Linked DNA regions of Mus musculus: region 1 is linked to region 2. A link is a loop called in an ENCODE intact Hi-C map of the cell type or tissue named here. Cell type or tissue: left cerebral cortex. All regions are shown on one strand. Each heading gives the region's core, and the rest is flanking DNA. Links, peaks and the distances in the headings are about the cores only.

Region 1 (2,917 bases), core at 210-2,709, 1.4 Mb before region 2:
TTTTAAAGTAGATAGCGAGAATCCTGATATATTGACTCACTGTGACCATGACAGCAACTCTCAGGCATCCAGCAGCCCTGACGTGTGCCACGATTCTGAAGGGGAGCAAAAGATGGAGAAGCATACTGCTGTTTACCTGGGACTTGAAGTGGAACCCAGTGAGTTTTCTCTCACCGAGCCAAACATGAATGATGAACCAACTTGGGAACCTGAGCAGGAAAGTCTCCCACACAATTCAGAACTCCATTCCGAACACGCAATGCCCTTGCCTCCAATCGACAGTCAGAATGATATAAATAACTCATCTAAGCCTGCCTCTTCAAGAAGTTCCCCAGAACCCTCTGATATGCGCGGAGACAACAACACAAGTGTAACATCGATGGAAGAAGACACCAACCCAGAGGTAGAAGCAGTGGACAGCGTGACGATCCCAGGTCACTTCCCCAGAAGTGAAGACGCTGACACTTTTGAAGCTCACCAAGAGGTCAGTGTGGAAGTCGACGACTCTTGGGTGTCAAAAGACCTTTGTCCTGAAAGTCAGACAGGCACTAGAGCTCTGCTTGACTGTGAGCAACCGTTTGCTTCCGAGAGCCCTGCTGTACTTACGGACATCTTCCTAACCTCAGACACCTGCCTGGATGTAAGCGAAGCTGCCTTGGATCACAGTTTCAGTGATGCCTCCGGCCTCAACACTTCCACAGGCACTATAGACGACATGAGTAAGCTGACTCTATCGGAAGGCCATCCCGAAACACCAGTTGACGGGGATGCAGGGAAGCAAGATGTCTGTTCATCTGAAGCTTCCTGGGGTGATTTTGAATATGATGCAATGGGTCAGAATATTGACGAAGAGCTGATGAGAGAGCCTGAACACTTCCTCTATGGTGGTGATCTTCCGTCAGAGGAAAGCGCGCTGAAGCAATCACTGACACCATACACACCCCCCTTTGATTTGTCCTATCTCACGGAACCTACTGGATGCACTGAAACTGCACAGGGAGCTGAGTCTCCAGGTGATGAATCTCTGGGAAGTGACGCGGCAGAGATGTTGCTTTCTGCTCTTCCAGATCACAGGGAGGAAGACAAGGCTGAGACCAACATCAGGAAACCTAGATACCAGATGACTGTGTTGCATATTCATGAAGACCCTGAGGCTCTTTCATCACCTGTGGGAGGAACAGGTTCCAATAATGAGTCATCTCCATCAAACATTGACTGGGAAATAGAAACAGATAATTCAGATTCACCAGCAGGTGGCGACATGAAACCACCAAACGGTAAGCAACCCATTACACTCCAGCAAAACACACACACACACACACACACACACACACACACACACACACACACACACACACACACACCCCTCTTCCACCATCAAGGAACCAGTGTTAATTAATTTAGTACATTTGTTAAAGCATTGCTACCAATGCAGACAGAGAAAGTAACCATATGTAAATGTAACAGCTATATTGTGAAACCTCTCTTTGTGCATGAGAAAACTGAGCAGGTCCACAAATGAAAATACTTATTAGCTTCCCTCTTTTAAGTGTTTGTTTGCAAAGACCAGAGACCATAGAATGTGTTAATTTAGCCTTTTCTTTCCCACCTTCATATTCTAGGCAAGGAGATACTGGAGTTAGAAGAAGATGAGAAAGTAATTCCCACGAAAGGGCCAAAGCAAACAGAATTAGAATACAAAGAAGAAAAACAGCCAGAGCAAAGTGAAGACCATCAGGTACTAGCTGTGGACTACATCCTTGTAAGCCATGAAAAAGATTCACCATTGAAACCAGAGGCCAGGGAAGCAAGAGAAAACATACCCGAATTGGAACAATTATCCATAGGTTCCAGAGAAACAGGGCTACCAGAGACTCAGTTATCAGGCACCCCAGACACATGTCAGTCTGAGTTTTTAAATGATGTCAAAGTTCATTCTGCAGAGAGAATGTCTTCGTCTTCCAACCACGAGAGTGCATCTCTTGAAAACCCTGCACAAGACCAGAGTTGGATGGTCTTGAGCCATAGTGAGGTTGGTGACCCGCCTACAGAAACCAGGGACTCGGGGCCTGAGTCTCCTGGTAGAACTCCGGAGCCGTTCTTGAGTCTCAGTTTGGACAAGGGCCCCAAGTCCCAGGTTCTGGAAAGAAATAAGCCTCTAAATTCTTTAGCACTAGAGGAAGTTGCTGGTTTGAGCAGCCAATCAAGGAACATCGAGAGACAAGGTCAAGCTGGTCTAGATGCAGTTCCAACCCAGGCGGCCACCCACGACAATGAATGGGAAATGCTTTCGCCACAGCTCTCCCGGAAAAACAGGAACCCTCCACAGGAAATGGAAGAAGAGACACAGTGCCCTGAGCCTGGACCCAGAAAGCCAAGACTGAAAGGGTAAGCAAAACACTAGATTTATTTTACATATATATAAAAAATATTCTATTTAGAAATCAGAGAAATACTGAGAGGGTTTGAAACATGAGGATACCAGGGTCAGGAGGTCTCTTCTGACATTTATTTTTAATTAATTAATTAATTAATTTTGGTTTTTCGAGACAGGATTTCTCTGTGTAGCCCTGGCTGTTCTGGAACTCACTTTGTAGACCAGGCTGACCTCAAACTCAGAAATCCGCCTGCCTCTGCCTCCCGAGTGCTGGGATTAAAGGCGTGCGCCACCACGCCTGGCTTTTTTCTGACATTTATAATAAGACATGTCATCAGCAACAGCAATCGCCAGACAATCATCAGAAAAAGTCAGTCGGCACCCACCCGGCTGTCTTCAGTGACTATGGGACAGGCAAGTGGAACTGAAGTCGCTGTTATCAGTACCTCTCTAGGACCTCCTATGTGCAGGGCAGTTTGCAGCTCACATGATCTTCACACGCTGGGCACTGGGGAAGAAGGATAGACTAGGGGAGCAAGA
Region 2 (2,917 bases), core at 323-2,822:
ATCTATCAATTGAGACTGGGCATCTGGTGGTCCATTGTTCTCTATATTTAGACAAGCTATGGTTGTCTGTAATGGTCTGCATCCTACATCTGCTGTAAAGATAACTTTCTTTAATGAGAGATGAGAGTTCCACATAACTGTAGGTATGAGCATTAGAGGAGTTAGGAGTTTTGCTGGTTCAGGAAAGTGGTGGTAGTCCTCTAAGATACATGACCTCATTAGCCCCAGGAATTTGGTTAGGTTTCCAATAGCAGATATGATTTCCCTCCTACATAGAAGGCCTTAAGTCCAATTACAGAGCTGTTGGTTACCCCTAGAGATAAATGAGTGCCACTATTGCATCCTGGAGAATATCTTGACATACTGGTTTTGTTGTGGTTCATATGCATCACAGCAGGGTAGGACTATTGATTACTTTTCTCCCTTAGCAGTTGGCATAGCACTTTCTGGTACTATTAAAGCTAGTTCTCAGGAAGGAGATGTACATGTCAGATCCAACTCAGACCCCCTGCATCCTGTGTCTGAAGTGAATGTCTTCAGTAATAGCAGCTTGCCTTCCACCTCTGGGAGGCAACCAAGGGCAATAGCAATAGCCTATATTGTTTGGGGAGTCCCTAACCAACAACCAAAAAGGGTTGTCTCATATTGGGGTTTTTGTTAGATAGTCTATGGTTCTTGGAGGTAGCATTGTCATTTAAATTGTGTGTGTGTGTATGCATATAGAGCTATATTATTTTATCTAATTTTAGCTCACTAAATAATAACATAATCCCTGTGGCTTTTCCAGATATCCTTAGTGCTATTTTTTCTCCTCCCCACTTTTCTTCTGTATTGATCACACTCCTCTATGCCCAGTTAAAGCCTCCATTTTTTTCTCATTTCCTTCTACAAAAATATGTAACAATAAATATATGAAGACCTGTTGTTTGCTGTTCAGATGAGTTTCCAGAATGTTTACCTAGACCCCTGCACATGAACTTAAGCATTTGTGTCATCATTTCCAGTTTTATAGTTACTCTTGAAAGATGGCTACTGGGATTTATGTTAGTCACTATGCCTGTCTCTGCCACCACTGGACTTATTGTAATAGATGGCAAGTGATGGATCTTCCTCTCTGAGACGGGGCTAATAGTAAAAAAAAAAAAAAAAAAAAAAAAAAAAAAAAAAGTGTCAATGAATGGAAAGCCAGCCAGATGTTGGCAGCTGCTTTGGAGAAGTGCAGAGTGCTCGTTACTATGTTCTTCCTCAATAGTAAGACCTAAACTTTGGCTACATTTCAAATCAAATCTAGAAAAGATTTATTGAAAGAGATGGTGCACGTAAAATGGCTTACTGCAGCAGCTGACTTACGTAAAGTTTGCACATTGCACCCTAATTCCATGGCAAAAGCCCTTCTTCTTCTTCAGTTCATTCCCTATTGAAATGAAGACCACTGATGAAGACGGCAGAAAAGGCACCATTTACTTAGTTACCACTGCCATCTGCTGGCCAGAATTAGAGGCTTCCTTGGAATAGATGTGATTTCCCAGAATCTCTGTATATAGGAGCTTTTACAGTTCTTTGTAATCTAATCATATGTAGATCTAAAACTAGCCTAATTCGTTTAGTATGTTGTTGTTGTTGTTGTTGTTGCTGCTGCTGCTGTTGCTGTTGTGGCTTATGTTTCCAGTATGACTTAACACAGCACTGTAATATTTTGATCTTTGTGGACTTCTTTGCATGCTGTTTTGAATTGACAAGTAGTATTTCCACATATTTATAAGGTGCAGTGTGGTATTTTAGCACTTGAATATGTAATGTAGCCATCAAATCAACTGATTAGTAGTATATCCTTTAATACACTTATCAATACTTTCTGGTGAGAACATTCAAAAATCCTTTCTCCTAGCTACTTTGAACTATTCAGGCTATGTTATTCACCCTCACCATCCTATGTGCAGTAGAAGATCACAAATGACTCTTTTTTTATTTTATATATTTACATTTCAAATGTTATCCCTTTTCCCGGTTTCCCCTCAGCAAACCCCCTATCCCATCTCCTCTCCCCCTGCTTTGATGAGGGTGCTCCCCCTCCCACCCACCCACTCCCACCTCACCACCCTGGTATTCCCCTACACTAGGGAATCAAGCCCTCACAGCACCAAGGGGCTCTCCTCCTATAGATGCTGAACAAGACCATCCTCTGCTACATATGCAACTGGAGCTAAGGGACCCTCCATGTGTATTCTTTAGTTTGTGGTCTAGTCCCAGAGAACTCTGGGAGGTCTGGTTGGTTGATATTGTTATTCCTCCTATGGGGTTGCAAACCCCTTCAGCTTCTTCAGTCCTTTCTTTAACTCCTCCACTGGGGACTCCATGCTAATGGTCCTATGGTTGGCTGCAAGCAATCCACCTCTATATTTGTCAGGTTCTAACAAAGCCTCTCAGGAGACAGCTATAACAGGCTTCTGTCAGCAAGCACTTGTTGGCATCCACAATAGTGTCTGGGTTTGGTGTTTGAGTATGAAATGGAACCCCAGGTGGGGCAGTCTCTTGATGGCCTTTCATTCAGTCTCTGCTCCACTCTTTGCTTCATGAGTATTTTGTTCCTCCTTCTAAAAAGGACTGAGTCACCCACACTTGGGTCTTCCTTCTTCTTGAGCTTCATGTGTTCTGTGAATTGTATCATGGGTATTCTGAACTTTGAGACTAATATCCACTTATCAGTGTTCTTTTGTGACTGGGTTACCTCACTCAGAATGATGTTTTCTAATTCCATCCATTTGCCTATGAATTTCATGATTTTTTTTTTTTTTTTTTTTTGGTTTTTCGAGACAGGGTTTCTCTGTATAGCTCTGGCTGTCCTGGAACTCACTCTGTAGACCAGGCTGGCCTCGAACTCAGAAATCCACCTGCCTCTGCCTCCCGAGTGCTGGGA

What was found. Peaks named below come from ENCODE experiments on the same cell type or tissue, not always from the same donor. Only the 100,000 strongest peaks of a DNase experiment are listed, where the experiment ranks them.
Region 1: a loop joins it to region 2, with 4 times the contacts of the local background. A loop is called at or near these places in 15 of 42 quality-filtered maps.

What each region holds. Positions count from the first base shown.
Region 1 is chr19:17,123,316-17,126,232 of GRCm38, forward strand. It overlaps Prune2 (prune homolog 2), which reads left to right. Exons shown (of 20, transcript NM_181348.4): 8 at 1-1,277; 9 at 1,623-2,388. Among named protein-coding and RNA genes, the nearest start is that of Prune2, 170 kb to the left of the region's middle. In left cerebral cortex, for the core only: a CTCF peak has its summit at 1,206 (motif pointing right); DNase peaks (open chromatin) are centred at 1,238 and 2,182.
Region 2 is chr19:18,547,417-18,550,333 of GRCm38, forward strand. No RefSeq gene overlaps it. Among named protein-coding and RNA genes, the nearest start is that of Ostf1, 83 kb to the right of the region's middle. In left cerebral cortex, for the core only: a CTCF peak has its summit at 1,486 (motif pointing left); a DNase peak (open chromatin) is centred at 1,468.